Regions from separate parts of the Homo sapiens genome. Here region 2 is linked to region 1. The links are chromatin loops, found by intact Hi-C in ENCODE. Cell type or tissue: ascending aorta. All regions are shown on one strand.

The links. A loop is a pair of places that touch in the nucleus more often than their neighbours do. Peaks named below come from ENCODE experiments on the same cell type or tissue, not always from the same donor. Only the 100,000 strongest peaks of a DNase experiment are listed, where the experiment ranks them.
Region 2: it touches region 1 in a loop (2.0-fold over the local background); 12 of 110 quality-filtered maps call a loop at or near these places.

What each region holds. Positions count from the first base shown.
Region 1 is chr9:92,504,812-92,512,811 of GRCh38, reverse strand. All of the region lies in intron 5 of CENPP (centromere protein P), which reads right to left. ECM2 (extracellular matrix protein 2) reads left to right here. Exons shown (of 10, transcript NM_001393.4): 5 at 686-801; 6 at 2,778-2,913; 7 at 7,122-7,279. Among named protein-coding and RNA genes, the nearest start is that of MIR4670, 19 kb to the left of the region's middle. In ascending aorta, a CTCF peak has its summit at 4,612; a DNase peak (open chromatin) is centred at 6,281; H3K27ac peaks cover 6,162 bases.
Region 2 is chr9:92,596,287-92,604,286 of GRCh38, reverse strand. All of the region lies in intron 5 of CENPP (centromere protein P), which reads right to left. Among named protein-coding and RNA genes, the nearest start is that of ECM2, 64 kb to the right of the region's middle. In ascending aorta, no CTCF peak of the experiment used is centred here; a DNase peak (open chromatin) is centred at 3,237; H3K4me3 peaks cover 658 bases; H3K27ac peaks cover 4,630 bases.

The DNA of each region.
Region 1 (8,000 bases):
ACTGTTATGGTTTTATAAGAAGGTCACCACGTGGCTTTTATGGTATGTACTACTGGTATGCTCACTTTCCGGGTTTAAAAATTGACTACTGAACTTAACTAAATGTTAAAACAAAAACCTATAAAATTAAAGCATACAGGAACCTTTGTAGATTGAAGCCGTAGAGGCATAACATTAGATCTGAGAGAGTCTGGGAGATGATCTCCCCAAGCTTCTTATGCAGAGATGGAGACAGGCTCAGAGGAGGTGAGTGATTGGCATGAGCATTCATGGACAAAAACAGAGGCATGTTTCTAGTCCAGGAAAATGGCTATGGGAAAATATGAAGAATAAAAATCAGTTTCTGTGTAACCTTCCACACCTTTGTTGTAAATGTACAATGTTACCAGTACTCTCCAGCAGACCACATTCTGGCTGTGTTAAGCACCTTCATCTAAACCATGATATATTTACAGCTTGATGAATCCTTAGAGAGAAAATGTCAACTATGTTAAACCATCTATTTCCAGCTTGTTACTTTTCTGAACATGCTTTGGTTATATAATATATATTCTGTCCTTGTTCTGAGTATTGCTTTCTCCTCCAGACAAAGCTCTCTCTTGATATCTATGCACACATGCCCATACATGTGTGTACATGTATGTATATGCACACATGCCTAAAACATAACCGCTGTGTGTCCTAGGCAATTCCATCGCCTCCATCCCAGATGAAGCATTTAATGGATTACCAAATTTGGAAAGGCTTGATCTGAGTAAAAATAATATCACTTCTTCAGGCATAGGTCCAAAAGCATTCAAGGTAAATACATGCTCTGATTTGTCTATTTGGATGAATGGCTTCACTATGACTTGCATTGGTTGGAGATGGGGAAGGGAGGAAAAGGAAAATGCTTCTAATTGGTAGTCTTCTTCTAAGAAAGTTTCCTCTCTGATGTCCCTAATTTGAATTCAAGTTTTCCCTTGAATATAGTTTACTATTTTACATACTTTTAGCTTTGCTGTAAGGACACCAACAATAGCATCAGTGACAAAAGTAATGATTTTAATTTATGGAGTAGTTTCTTCCCAAGTAACTGAAAACATGCTAAAATCTGGTCTTTTAGCATCTGAAGTATTTTCTGGAAACAAATTGAGCCTATCTGGAACCTCTGTTAACATTTTTCAGGCCAGCAAGACACTGCTTCCTTTTTTTGTGTGTGCAATCAACAAAACCTGATGGAGGATACTTTGGCAGAAGGGGGTTCTGGAAAAACAAATAGGCTCATATAAAAATTAGGGATAGCTTGGGGAAGAAGAGGGAAAGAGAGAGAACAGGAAACAGCACAGAGTAAACCTTTGAAAGATACAGATTGGACTAATTATATATTTAAAAAAAAAAAAAAACAGGCCAGGCACAGTGGCTCATGCCTGTAATCCCGGCACTTTGGGAGGCCAAGATGGGCGGATCATGAGGTCAGGAGTTTGAGACCAGCCTGGCCAACATGGTGAAACCCCGTCTCTACTAAAAATACAAAAAATTAGCCGAGCGTGGTGGCATGCACCTGTAGTCCCAGCTACTCGGGAGGCTGAGGCAGGAGAATCGCTTGAATTCGGGAGGCGGAGGTTGCAGTGAGCCGAGATCGCGCCATTGCACTCCAGCCTGGGCGACAGAGGAAGACCCTGTCTCAAACAACAAAAAGGAGAAAAGAAGAGAGAATTCAAGGAATTTCAGAGCCAAGAGAAAAGGGGTTTATGTTTGTAAACAAAAACTCATAAATGTGTATGTTTGAAAAGCCAAAAATAAAGCACACTATATTCCACTAAGTGAAACTGTTACTCCCTTGGGCAGTCTTCTGGGTCTTCCACCCACTCTTCAGACAAATCACTGGTCTCTTCTATTCTCATTTCCTGTTTCTTATCTGGAGTCTGGCAGATAAAAGGGTTCTACATTCACACCCTAGATCTACTTCATGCTATCCATCCTTCTTCTAGAAAATGGCTAGCATTAGGGGGTCCTTTTCCTATTTGTCCAAGAGAAAAATTTGTAAGAGATTACCTCCTTTTCTTGCTTTGGAATTCTCTGTCCCATTCCGAAACTGTTGAAATTTGAATATGATCACTGGAGAAGTGAATCATTCCATGGGACTTTACTAAAACCTACCCAACCACAGGTCCCCACTTGTGGGGGTACAGGCTAGGTTTGACCAATGAACACACAACTACAAATGTGAAAAAGACACTTTTCCAGACAGTCAACTGGATGCCATATTGGAATGGCTTGTGATATCTGTAGTCCTTGGTTTTGAAAAATTTCCACAGTAATTAGTGTTATTTTATGACCTTTCTGGAGTAGATAAAAAACTGAGGTTTACAAGTATGTTTAAAGGATTGATTGCTATCTTAATTGTTAGCATCCATGACAGCTTCAGATTACTGCATGATTTCATAAAATTTCTGTCTATTGCTGTAAAGGTGGAAACCTAAGATCTAGCAAGAATGACCAATCCAGTAGTTATGGCAGCTTTCTCTCACTTTCTAAAGCTGCAATATAAACGTGGTGAGTAAGCTACAAAATAATCAAATGTAGTCTGCTGAAAATCCCTGAGAATCAATGCTATTACCAGGATCAATATCAACCTGGCAGGGGGAATAAGGGGTTTGCTGTGTGGCCTGGACATTACTGTCTAAGCCTAAGGAAGGATAGGTTTGTGAGACTTTTAGTCACGACCATTATATGAAATGTGACTGCACAGCTGTGACTAGATAAAAAAGTAACTTTGAGATTTGCTTTTTAAGCTTCTGAAGAAGTTAATGCGTTTGAATATGGATGGAAATAATTTGATACAGATTCCTTCACAATTGCCATCTACATTAGAAGAACTTAAAGTCAATGAGAACAATCTTCAGGCTATCGATGAAGAAAGTTTATCAGGTATTTAATATTTGTTTTTCAATGATATGCTTCCTTATAATCTTTCCTATATAGTCCTGTAGAAATTTTATTTACTGTATTGCCAAATGAATAAATAGTAAATATTTTTAGGTCACTTAACCATTTGAGTTGATAAAACTTCTTTTAACTATTGACTGGTAAAACGTAAAATGAATTTTAAACTGCCTATTGTCTTTGTACCTTACCCATGAATAACATTGTTTCTCAATGATTCCAGGTTCTTATTATTCACAAGGCAATAAATTTACTACAAATCCAAAATATCTGAAGAATTACGCTAAATATTCCCTGCACTGCCATGTGTTTTGTGTTATGGATCGACAATTTTGTCGGTTCTTTGTAGCGACTAACCAGTGCCATGTTTGTTGATTGGATCTCCTTTATCACTCTGATGGTCAACAGACCCCACCCACAACTCTTGCTGCCTCCATACACCTTGCTATTTTCATTTATCATGTGTTGGAACCTAAAAACAAAACTAAGCACATGGGAATTATGCATGGAATATGAATAAATGGGCACTGCATATGCGGCTGAGATGCTGTCCTACAAAGAAAGCACATGCTCTTCATGGTATTAACTTTGACTTTGGCAATTTTCTGCCTGAGAGGGCTTGGGCTGGAACTTCTGTACTCATATGTCACTGAAGTCCTGCTAACTCCACACCCCACGGCATGTGGATGCAAGGCTCCCACCATGGCCTAGCTTTCTGACAGCCTTTAGTGAGCGTGCCCCATGTTCTGTGCACTCGACATTGCTGGAAATGGCCCCTCTTCTGCTTGTTTCGGGACTGTGCTAGACAGCTGAAGTTGTCATATTGTGACTCTGTATAGAAGAGGCTTTATCACATTTTACTTTTCATGAATTCTAGCTAATGCCTTTGATTGTACTGTGTACTTTTTTGAGACAAGGACTGCCTACCTTTTCTTTTTATCTTCCTAATAGTCTAGCATAGCTCTTGAGGTACAGTGCTCAACACTGTCTGTTTCCTTGCTTTGAAACATATTATGTTTTTATTTATTATGTTATTTATTAAACAAAGCCTTTAAAGGAATAAAACAATTCAATTATTTCCTGTAGCTCCCAAAAAACTTCACAGGAACAAAACACTTCTGGTATTGAGAAAAGAACAATAATAATGAGAATTGCCAAATCTGAGGATTAGTTATGGAAATACTCAATTTCCAGATGGATTTCAGGACACACAGAAAAACATTAATAAACACAAATTTTGATGCAGACTGCCAAATGGGAAAGACATTAGAAAATTCAGTTTCTAACTGCTGAAGACCAAAGGGTGTCAGCAATTTAGAACAACTGTACTAACAGGCTGTATATGAACTATAAGTCAGTCACACTTTTAGTTGGGTTATCAAAATGAGATGTTATAAAACATGCACTCCTGATTGTGAACGTGCTTTCACACACCCCTGGAACTGCCTTCCAGAGTACTCTTCTCCTCCCTCACTCACAAATGCTTCTAGATTCCCAGAGTGTTGACAGGAAGCCAGGGTGAACGGGCTGTCTGCCTGCCTTTCTTAGCCCACCTTTCTCCACAGTCCGAGCACCCGAGGAGCCTCGGCCCCATGCCGGCAGTGCTTCTGTCCTCCGGCTCAGATACCCCCGGCTGCACTCCCTGGGTGGGCTGAGTTCTAAGAGCTACTGCAGTACTGGCCCCTCGGGTGCTGGGCTCCCCCTGGCTGGGAGTCCTGATGCTGTGGATGGTCAGGCTGGCTGCCAGGAGTGCTGTGAGGGCACCCTGCTTCTGTGTGGAAGCAGGTGGCCCACTGCTCTCCCGTCATCTCTCTTGGGGTGGCTCCTCACTCATGACCTTTCAGATTATAGCTCCAGAGAGGGGGAAGGAGGGCACTCCAGGGAGAGAAAACAGCACAAAGATGCAAATAAATGAGACAATTTGGGATACTGTGGGAGCTGCAAGCAGGCACGGTGAAGGTGAAAGGCAAGCAAAGAGCAGCACAAGGGGCTGCACACACCTTGCTGAAGGGCAGGGAATTTACCTGCAGGAGGAGCAGAGTCCACCTGAGATGTGCACACGTGTTATGGAGAAAGGGAAGGACTTACAATTGAGAGAGAGGTGTGAAAGGTGGAGGGAGGGACAGCTGAGGAAAACCAGGCACGCTTTAAAAGCATTTTTGTTGTCACTAATGACTGAAACAACTAAATCAGGAGCCCTGGAGGCTGCTCTAGTGGATGACCATGTGATGCTGCCTGCCAGGAACATCGAGGCACCTGCCATGTCCACAGCCTGTCATGGTACCACCCACCATGGAAGACTTCCTGTTTCCTGTCCATGAATCCTTTCAACATCCACCTCAAGTCTCACCTACAAGAAACGTTCTCTAGCTCCATCCTATTTCCTGTTACCTCCTATTTCCTATATATACCAGAGAATAATTGCAAAAGAAAACACAGTGTCCTGAATTTGCACTGTTTCTCTCTTTTTCTCTCAGTCATGTAATGGCCACTAGTTCATTTCTGTTATCTATTTTTCAATGAAAAACTTCCACTGCATTTCAAAACTTCACCTATGTACTAGAGAAAGATGTCAGATTCTCAGTACCTTTAGTTTTGGAAATGAAAGAGAATATGAGGAAATATAACCACTTATCCCAATTTACTGGCTGGCCTGGCTACTTCCTGTTGCTCAGCACTTCCATTAATCCTGAGCACCACCACCAGGTTAACCTTTGTAAAATGTGGCCCTTGTCCTGCCATCCCCATCTTGCTGCCTAGAGAATGAGAGCCAGACGTTGTTGTCCAGGGTGCAAAGGCCCTCCCAGAATTAGCTGAGTGTGGTGGTGGGGGCCTGCAATGCCAGATACTCGGGAGGCTGAGGCAGGAGAATTGCTTGAACCCGGGAGGCGGAGGTTGCAGTGAGCCAAGACCACGCTATTGCACTCCAGCCTGGGTGACAGAGCAAGACTCTGTCTCTAAATAAAATAAAATAAAATTTAAAAAATGTAAAAAAAGGCCCTCCCAGTGTACTTCTCTCTGAGCACCAACCTTCACTCCACTGTGCACAGCCACTCCAGGGCTAGTCTCCTCTCTCCCTGAGCAAACCCACATGGTCTTTCACCTACATGTGCTCAGCTGGCTATTTCAGCTTGGAAGTTCCTCCTACTTCTATCTAAATCTTTCTGTCTGTAGGAGCCTGGCACTTTCATACCACTCACATCTACACTGCTTTTTCTTCTTTTAATCTTCCAGCATTTATTATTTCTATTCCTGATGCAACCGTCTTTGCTGTTGCCTAAGAGCAGAACGGAGTCCCACATGGCATTCGGTGCAATGCCCATGAAGGGGGTTGAATAGAAAACATCCCCTAATCTGGGAATTTTGGCCACACCCTGAGCCTCTGACTCAGATGCCTTTGGGTATTATCATTGCTGAGCTGTCCATTTTGCAGCACAGAACTTCCATTTGACCTGGATCATACCACTCCTGAGACTAGTAGAAACAAAGTAGAAAAAATTTGTTTGTATAAAGGCCTTTCTTGCTAGTTCAATCTGAATGCATGGAGAATTTTTGATCATCATTCTTTCAAAGCTTCCATTTGGCTGCACTCTGTGCCAACAAGTGAGTAACTATGATGGGAATTCACTGTTCTGGTTTACTTCTGACTCCCTTGTTCAGAGACTGAGGGTGAGCCAGGGAAAGTGTTCTTTTCTGTGTCCTAGAAAAAGAAATCATTCATTGCATTAAACTTCTACCCACCCCATTGCCTATTATGCTGCCACTTCATACATCTATGTCTTTGCAATGTTTCCAATGACTGTCCACAACTTTCTATTCCTTTCCTACCTGAATTCCAAATCCCTGTTCAGCCACCACAATTTCTATGGAAACTCCTCTGCCTCTCTTTCCTATCTCCCTCCCTCTCTTCTCTCTTGCTTCTGTTCCTTACACATATTGTTAGCACCTAGCATTTCAATGATTTTTTTCAGGTCTGCCTCACTACTGGACCATGCATTTAGTTCTGGTTGAATTGAGCATCTGGGATGTACAAAGTACTTAAGAAAAGGTTTTATAGGAGGATACAAAGGTTTAAAAAAAACTGTATTTGCCCTCCAAATAAACCGGCCATTTCACATGACATTTCAAAAGGCTACAAAAATTTGCATGGTTTTTCAATTATCCTAATATTCTAATACTTTTATTTTTTATAGACTTAAATCAGTTGGTCACCTTAGAATTGGAAGGAAACAATCTCAGTGAAGCCAATGTCAATCCTTTAGCTTTCAAACCTTTGAAGAGCCTAGCCTACTTGCGTCTGGGAAAAAATAAATTTAGAATTATACCGCAGGGTCTTCCTGGTTCTATTGAGGTAACAATATATTTTTTTAGTGTTTTAAATGTATTATATTTGAAATATGGTACACTACAACAAAATATATTTTAAGACTATTGTGATGTAAATTAAACTCTAGTTTCATGCTGTATACAGAATTTCCTGTAATTTAAGCATTGTTTTTTCTTCAAGCAATACAAAATTCTGAATCGAAATTATAATTACTAGTAGAGACACCTGATACAGTGAAAAATGGTACTTCTGATAGCTCTTGGGGGAAATGGGAGAAATGAATTGAGAATTTAAATGAAACCACAACTTCCATGAGGTACTCTGACTCTCAAGACAGTGTAAACTGCCCCAATCTAGAAATGTGACGCTTATCACAGAAGCTCAAACAGGTATTAACCGTAACAGAGTGTCCACTCACAAATTCCAGGCAAAACCACAGACACTCTGACCTAACAGTAACTTGCATGGATACAAGTGTTGTACAAAGAAGGCCTCTGACTGTTTCAGCAACTCTGTAGCTTACAAGTTTTCACCCAGTTCCTACCAAAACTGTCCTGTGACTAACTCCAGGCCCCAAACCCCAGCCTTGCTTCATTATCCTCTAGAGATGCCCCACAGGTCCCCAGATGTGTGGTCTCCTTGCTGCAGGATGTGCTCCTGGGGGTCTTTGGCTGATGAATGTCAACACCCCTCATTTCCTGCGTTAAAAACACTGAGGTGGACCGTGCAGTGGCTCACGCCAGTA
Region 2 (8,000 bases), 91 kb before region 1:
CATTAGGGAATTGCAAATTAAAACCACACGGTGATGCCACAACATACCCATCAGAATGGCTAAAATAAAAAAGAGAACAATACTAAGTTCTGGTGAAGATGTGGAACAACTGGAACTAACATACACTGCTGCTAGGAATTGGATAAGTTTGGCAGCTTCTTACCACATTGAACACACTTACTACGTGATCCAGCAATCCCTCTCCTACATATTTACCCAAGAGAAAGGAAAACATGTCCATACAAAAAAACTGCATGCAAACGATCATTAGTAAGAGCGCCAAAACTGGGAGCAGCAAGTGATTCTTTAAGAATGCACATCAGCCCCATTACCACCTGCTGGTGGTGGGGAGAAGGGCAAGGATGAAGTTCGGAGCAGGGCAGGGCCAGAACACACAGACTGGTCCCCAGAACCCCACCTGATGTCATTTGGAAAGGATCACACTGATTGCTGCATGGAGAGTGGACTGGGGAGGTGGGCAAGATGTGGGAGAAAGCAGGGGGACCATGGCTGAGTGACACTGGAGTGACGTGGATGTGCTCTGGGGGTGTGGCATCAGGGCTTGCTGGATGTGGGGTGTGGAGAGTTTCTGACCTCCAGGGCAGGGGTGCAGATGAGGTACTTTTTGTGAGGTAAGGCAGGAGAGGTGTGTCGGGGGTGATCAGAGCTGAGTGTAGGCAGGAAGGTGGGGAAGTGCACAGGGATCGCTGAGGAGGGAGTGGGCAACAGCTCCTGCAGCATCTGGTGAAAGTAGCAGAGACATGTCTGTTGGACTTGGCACTGTGGGTGTCTTGGTGAGTGTACCACCACACCCCTGCTCTCCACGCACAAGACTTCTGAGAGAAGTATGATAAACTTCAGAAAGGTTTAGAAATGCCTACAGCAGGAGCACTGGGAAGAACAATGATCTGCCCTCATTTCAGAAAGAAAACTGACAAATACAAAGGCACCTCTGTGCCAGACACTGGTCTAGGTTCTTCACACATTACCATGCGTATGATCTTATGTGTGTTAGACAATCAAACCATTACCGAGTGAACAGGTACTGCCGGGGCCCTGGGGCCTGCACAACTGCCCTGCCTGGGACAAGGGGCCTTTGTCCCACCTCAGCCCACTTAGCTGTTGATTGGCTATATGACTTTGAGAAATCCCTTTTAAACTCTCTGAGCCTCAGTCGTGTTTTTACAGTTTAATTTGAGGCTGGGTGTGGTGGCTTATGCCTGTAATCCCAGCACTTTGGGAGGCCAAGGCGAGCGGATCACGAGGTCAAGAGATCGAGACCACCCTATCCAACATGGTGAAACCCCTTCTCTACTAAAAATACAAAAATTAGCTGGGCGTGGTGGCGCCCATCTGTAATCCCAGCTACTCGGGAGGTTGAGGCAGGAGAATCACTTGAACCAGGGAGTCAGAGGTTGCAGTGAGCCGAAATTGCGCCAAAAAAAAAAAAAGTTTAATTTGAATGTAATTTTGAATTTACAGAAACAGTATACGAGGAGAATGAGAAGCTGCCGCCTGTTCACACCGCCTGTCACCTCCCTCTGTGTTGCGCCATGCTGAGACATGGTACCCCTCGCCCCTGGACACACACAGGGTTTTTCCCCAATTGAGCAGATCTCCTATGTGACCAAAACATACTTCTCCAAACCAGAACGTGCCCCTTCAGATGTCCCCAGCTGTCCCAACTGCGTCTCTCCTTCCTTGTCCCCTCAGGCCCCAGCATGGCTGGTCTTGACAGCCTGGGTGCAGCTGCTGGCACCACAGATTGCTGAATCTGGGCCTAACGCTGCATATCCATGCTGAGTTGATGCCAGGTTTGGAGCCCCATGGAAATGCTGCCTGTGTGCCTCAGACGCGGCCCCACCACTGTGCTCCATGGGATGTCCTGAGACCACTGTCCACTCCTGAGTCTGAGACCCTATGATGGCTCATGGCAACACCAACGACAGTGAGGGTCCCAAAAGGTGGCTTTCCGTTTCCATCATTCCTCCCGCATCTGTTGGCTTTCTACCAGCAGAAAGAGCTTCTCCTTTTCCCTTATTCATTTGTATCAGTATCCACTCAGTCACTTGTTTATTCCATAGGCTGTAACCTGTTTAAGATCACTATTGGTCGTGATGCTCAAGCCCCCAGGTCTGGCCAGTATGAGCTCCTGTAAACTGCTCCTGGTTCTTCTGACACAGCCCCACCATTCTTTGAGGTCTTCCTACTCTCTGGCATCATCAGCTGTTCTAGGCTCATTTTGTACTTCCCTGCCCAGCTCTAGAATCAAAGGAGCTGACAGTATTTACAAACCAGGACCTGGGCTCGTTGCTCCTGGAGCTTCATTACTTCTAGGGCCTGTCAGTGGAAAGAGCTAGGAAGGACACACTGGTGTGTGCAGGTGCATGAGCCACTTGCAGCCACTTCCACCCCTGTCTGTGCACACCCATATTCAAAACACGCAGGCACGAGCTCTCCCAGACACCTCAGTCTAGCTCTTTTGACATCTGTCAGTCGCTTTGCTGTTGGGGAGAGACTGTGTCCCTTCACCCTCAGTGTATCCCCTTGTTTGATCAGCCGATTTACAGTCTCCCAAGAGTGCCTGCTGTCCCCTCCCAGCCCACTCCTCTGTGGGCACATGGAGCGTGACATGGAGCTGACACAACGCAGTCATTTATCTGACACTGAGACTTTCCCGGGCCTAATACCAGGCCAGGCACCTCTGTCCTTTTGGTCACAGCGTGGCGTTTAAATGAGGGCTGGTACCCCCACGGGGGAGGCGAGATGGGGTTTTCAGATTCTCAAGAGCTCTAACATGGAAAGGACTGGATATTCGAGCACTTTGTATCATCACAATCATTTGAAGTAACAACTAACCGCCGGCAGCACCAGAAGCTCCCTTTGGAAATTTCCTGATTGGCACACCTAGCAGAAGAGAGTCCCTCACTGACACAGCGTCCGACTGAAATGTTAACAGAAATCCCCAGGCTACAAGGCTGGACAAAAGGTGCCTGACTTTTAAATCTTTTGATTACATACAGGATGGAAAGACTGTATCTCCAAGTCTAATTGTGTGGATTTTTAACCAGTTTTTCTAGACTCTATTTGTGTTTTTGAAGTAAATACGTCCATGTAGTGATACAAGCAGAAAGGAATGCAGTGGCTATGCTGCTGAATTGCCTCCTGTAAACCATATTAGCCTAACTTTCCTGGACGTGGTCCTGAGGCTCGGACACGCAAACACAGACCTAGCGACACACACGTCTGCCCCTAAGAGTCGTCTGGTTGGTAAAAAACAAGGGAGCACAGCAACTTGCTGGCTCAGGAGGCATCAGACCCACTTGTCTGACCCTGTGTGGGGACGGAAGTCAGAGATCAGTCGCCCTCAGTGGATGAACATGGGTGTCCAGGAAGGACCCCTCAGGGGACCTGCACCATCCACAAGACCATCCACAAAAATAACTGGGAACAGCTGAGGAGCTCTGTTAGAAGGATTGCTTGTCCACAGGGAGTTAAAAAATGTGTCCTAAATGTTGCTTAGTAAAACAAACAACCAGAAAAGCCTCTCTATTCCAAACCCATGGTGGGGCATAAACCTGGGAGAGCTGGAATGTCATTGCAGCACTTTGCCACAGGAGCAAAAACACAACCCCCACCAGAAGGGATGGCCGACCAGGGCATGACTTGCGCTGTCTTTCTGGTAGTGACTGATGCCCCAGAACCCTCGCAAGGGCTTGTGCCAAACATTCTCCATGTGCCCCAGCCCCAGTGGGGTGGCCCAGCCCTCAGCACTTACCTCATCTCCAGACCTTTGCAGAACAGACCAGCTGGGAGCCTCCATCCTCCCTTGACCCAACTTTTCTTGTTTGTACAGACTTGGGAAGAACCAGGGAAACCCAGAGTTGAAAGAGACCCACTCTACTGGAAATATATCCCAATGGCATTTTTAAAACGAAGAGCTGGGGAATTTTAATAAACAAACAGCAAATGCAAGCATGAATAATGGGCCTGTATGGACAGGAAGAGAGCCAGGGCAGGAGACAGCAAATGACAGGCCAGAAGCCAGATCCCACGCCCTTCTGTTCTTGTATGGAACCTCAAGCTAAACATGGTTGAAAAGAACTCCAAAGATTTCGTGACATGTGAAAATTACATTAAATGCAAACTTCAGACTTCAGTGTCTGTAATAAAGTTTGATTGGCACACAGCCACCCTCACTTAGGTATATACAGTCTGTGGCTGCTTTTGTGCTGAACTTAGTGACTGAGCAGACTACATGGCTGCAAAGCTTAAAACAGTTACTCCTTGGCCCTTTGCAGAAGACACGGACCAGGAAAGACCAGGGGAGGTGGGTCCCACTGGTCCCCCAGGGAAGCCTGTGGAGCTCCAGGCAGTTTGGATGTTCATGAGACACAGATAAACCAAAAGAGAGGCTGGAGGAGGCCACAGCCTAGGGGGAAAGTAATCTGACCATGTCTCGTAAATGGAGAAACATCTAGTGGGAGCTACACCATACTTTTAATAGTGCTTTCTCTTGGGAAGTGACTCTGAGAAACAGGAGGAAAGCAGATTAAAAAAACAACCACTGGGCCAGGCGCAGTGGCTCACGCCTGTAATCCCAGCACTCTGGGAGGCCGAGGCAGGTGGACCACGTCAGGTCAGGAGTTCAAGACCAGCCTGGCCAACATGGTGAAACCCCGTCTGTACTAAAAATACAAAAATTAGCCAGGCGTGGTGGTGGGAGCCTGTAGTCCCAGCTATTCAGGAGGTTGAGGTAGGAGAATCACTTGACCCTGGAAGGCAGAGGTTGCAGTGAGCCGAGATCGCACCACTGCATTCCAGCCTGGGTGACAGAGGGATACTCTGTCTCAAACAAAAACAAAAACAAAAACAAACAAAACAAAACAAAAACTACTGACCACACAATCCCTCCCGTATGGCACAGTGATAGTCTAGCCAGGGGCTGGTGTCGGACGGGGAGGTCTGTCCTGTGTGACCTTAGCCCCTAAGCCTAAGATGGACTTTTTTCTTTTTCTTTTCACCCTTTTTGTTTCCTGGGCTCCTTTCAGGGCCTGGTTTGGGCCATTTCTGTGCTTCTGAATAGTAAAATGGTTTTCAAACCCCTAGGGATGAAATTCCAACAGAAATCCCTTTATTCTCAACCATATTTCCACTTCCTTTTTTTTTTTGACACAGAGTCTTACTCTGGGTGTGGAATTCACTCCATCCCAGGCTGGAGTGCAGTGGTGCGATCTCAGTTCACTGCAACCTCCGCCTCTGGGGTTCCAGTGATTCTCCTGCCTCAGCCTCCCTAGTAGCTGGGATTACAGGTGCATACCACAATGCCTGGCTAATTTTTAGTAGAGATGGGGTTTCACTATTTTGGCCAGGCTGATCTCGAACTCCTGAGCTCAAGTGATGCACCTGCCTCGGCCTGCCAAAGTGCTGGGATTACAGGTGTGAGCCACTGCGCCTGGCCTCCTTGTAGTTTTTGCCATGTTTCATCATAGTTCATTTTAATTCTGTTAAGCTGGAAAAATTCCTCAAAAAAAAAAAAAACCCCTTCAGTTATTTGTTTTATAACTGAATATTTAAATTTCATTTATCTGTAATCTTTGTAATCTTTGCTTCTCATACAAATTTCTGTCTCAGGAGACAGGAAACAGTGTGTTCCGAGCTGGCCATGTGGACAGGCCAGTGAGATGCCCTGCCTCCTGACCTTGTTCCAACTGGACCCTTGTGCACACAGTGCAGGGTGAGACCCAGTGCTGCCTCTGCCCATGTGATGTCACATCACAACCCCAGAGAAAATGAAGACAAGTTATTTCCCCATGTAATTTCTCCCTCCTGACACATCCTCTAGTAGATTCCCACTACTCCCGATACTCTGTGGAGGGTTTTCTCACTGGAAATCACTGTCCCTTTGCTAGGGTGATTATAGAAAGCTCAGAGGAGCAAGGACTACTGTGCTGGGGTTGTGGGGATGAGGCCAACTCGCCCTCACATGCCCACCTTCTCCCCTCCTTCACTCCTTCTCAGAGGGACCCATGGCAGTGGGGGGTGAGAGCTGGCCCCTGCCCTTGGCCAGCCCAGACAGAGAGGAGCCCTGTGACTCACAAAACCCACACCCCCAAAGAACACCTCAAACCAGTTTGAAAACAAACCTTAGCACTTTTTGGGAAATCAGAATTGGTGCTGGGAGAGATCATGATGTGAACGTTTGGCCACAAACACTTTGTCTAGAAAATGGAACTAAAAGAAGGAACAAACGGATATGGGAATCCTAAAAATGAATAAAAGTTACAAATATGATTTTTCTATACTTTCCCACTTTAGAATGGAAAGGGGAAAATTACTCAAGCAAAGTCAGTAATTTATACACCTTAGAAACATGCACCCTGCAATCACTCTAAAGGCAAATGTACCCATAAAAAACTGACTTCCCATTAAGATTACTAGAGAAAACAGAGAATGCTTCAGATTGGAATGTAAGTCCTAGCAGTAGTTCTTTTTTAAGATTATCACTGAAAGTTAATCATGTAGTAATTTTAAGCTTTGAAAAGGAATTCACTTCCCTCCTAGACCACTAATGTGAAAATGTGAGCCAAGTTGGTTTATTTTAAAATAGTCAGAAATGATAATGAAGAAGCTAAATATACACACACATATCAATGTAACAGTAAATACTAGAAACTCTTTAGAGATAATTCCACAATTTTCTCTTTATGTAATTATTCATATGTAATTATAACAGATAATGAAAGTAATATTCCAGATATACACAGAAAATTTTATCATTAAGGTTTAAACTCTCATTATTTCATAAATCTCAAAGTAATGCTGTCTAAAAACATTGAAACTAATTATAATTTAAAGTTATGATCCCATTTAAACTTTTTCACAGAATAAGGGAGATTCTGAGATTGGCAGGCGTTCTTGAGGTCTTCAGGTTCTTTTTCACAAGACAAATCACTCCCACTCCTGTCCCCACCCCGTTTGGAGCCCTTCATTCTTGCAGGCCCTGTGCAGTCGACTTGCACTATAGCTCATTCAATCCTCACAGTGGTCATATGAAATCTGCGGTATATTGCTCATTTTAATGAAACTAAGGCTCAGAATAATTAACATAACTTGCTTAAGATTACACAACTAGTAAATTGATTAAAACCTAAGGGAAACAGATTCCAAAACCTAAGCTTATAAACATTCTACTAGATAACATCTCTAAGCTCAAATATAGTTGCAGTATACAGGTCAAGTTTTATCACAATCAATTTGTAGCAGCATAATTCAGTGCTGGCAACTGACTTTGATGGTAGCAGAAAAAACATTTTTGTTGGGAAACATAATTGCCCCTAAAAATTTGCTCACTTTTTCCCAATCTAGTGCTAGACATGAATATAGCCAAGTCTCAACCTTGAAGAGCCCTGATCTAGTAAAGGAAACTTCCTATGCCTCATTTTTTATTAAAAATACTTAGAGGAAGTATTATAGAGGAAGGTTATAAAAAAAAAGCCACAGTGGGGCCCAGAGTCCAGAACCTCTCTGGCTCTTATCATCGTTTTTTTTATTAATAGATGGCTGCTGTCATGGCGGGGACAGAAGTCGGGGTGTAGGAGAGCCTTTCTGCCTCCCGTATGGACTTCCGACTAACTCTTCTCCATCCTGTCCCTACTTTCCAATGTACTTGATGCCTCCCATTTCTGAGCAAATTGGAATTCTATAAAACACATCAGCCTTCCTCAAGGCTTTCTCTCGTTTTAATCAAATACCACACTTTCTAGCTTCCAATATTGTATTGCTGCCTTCTTCCCACCTATTTTTCTATTCTTTCTTTTTTTTTTTTTTTTTTTTTTTTTGACACAGGGTCTTACTATGTTGCCTAGGCTGGCCTTGAACTCCAGGGCTTGGCTTGGCCCTACCTATTTATCTGTGCATTTATGTCTTTTAAAAACTAACCGGTCTGGGCAACATAGTGAGACCCCATTTCTACAAAAATTTTTAAAAATTAGACATGG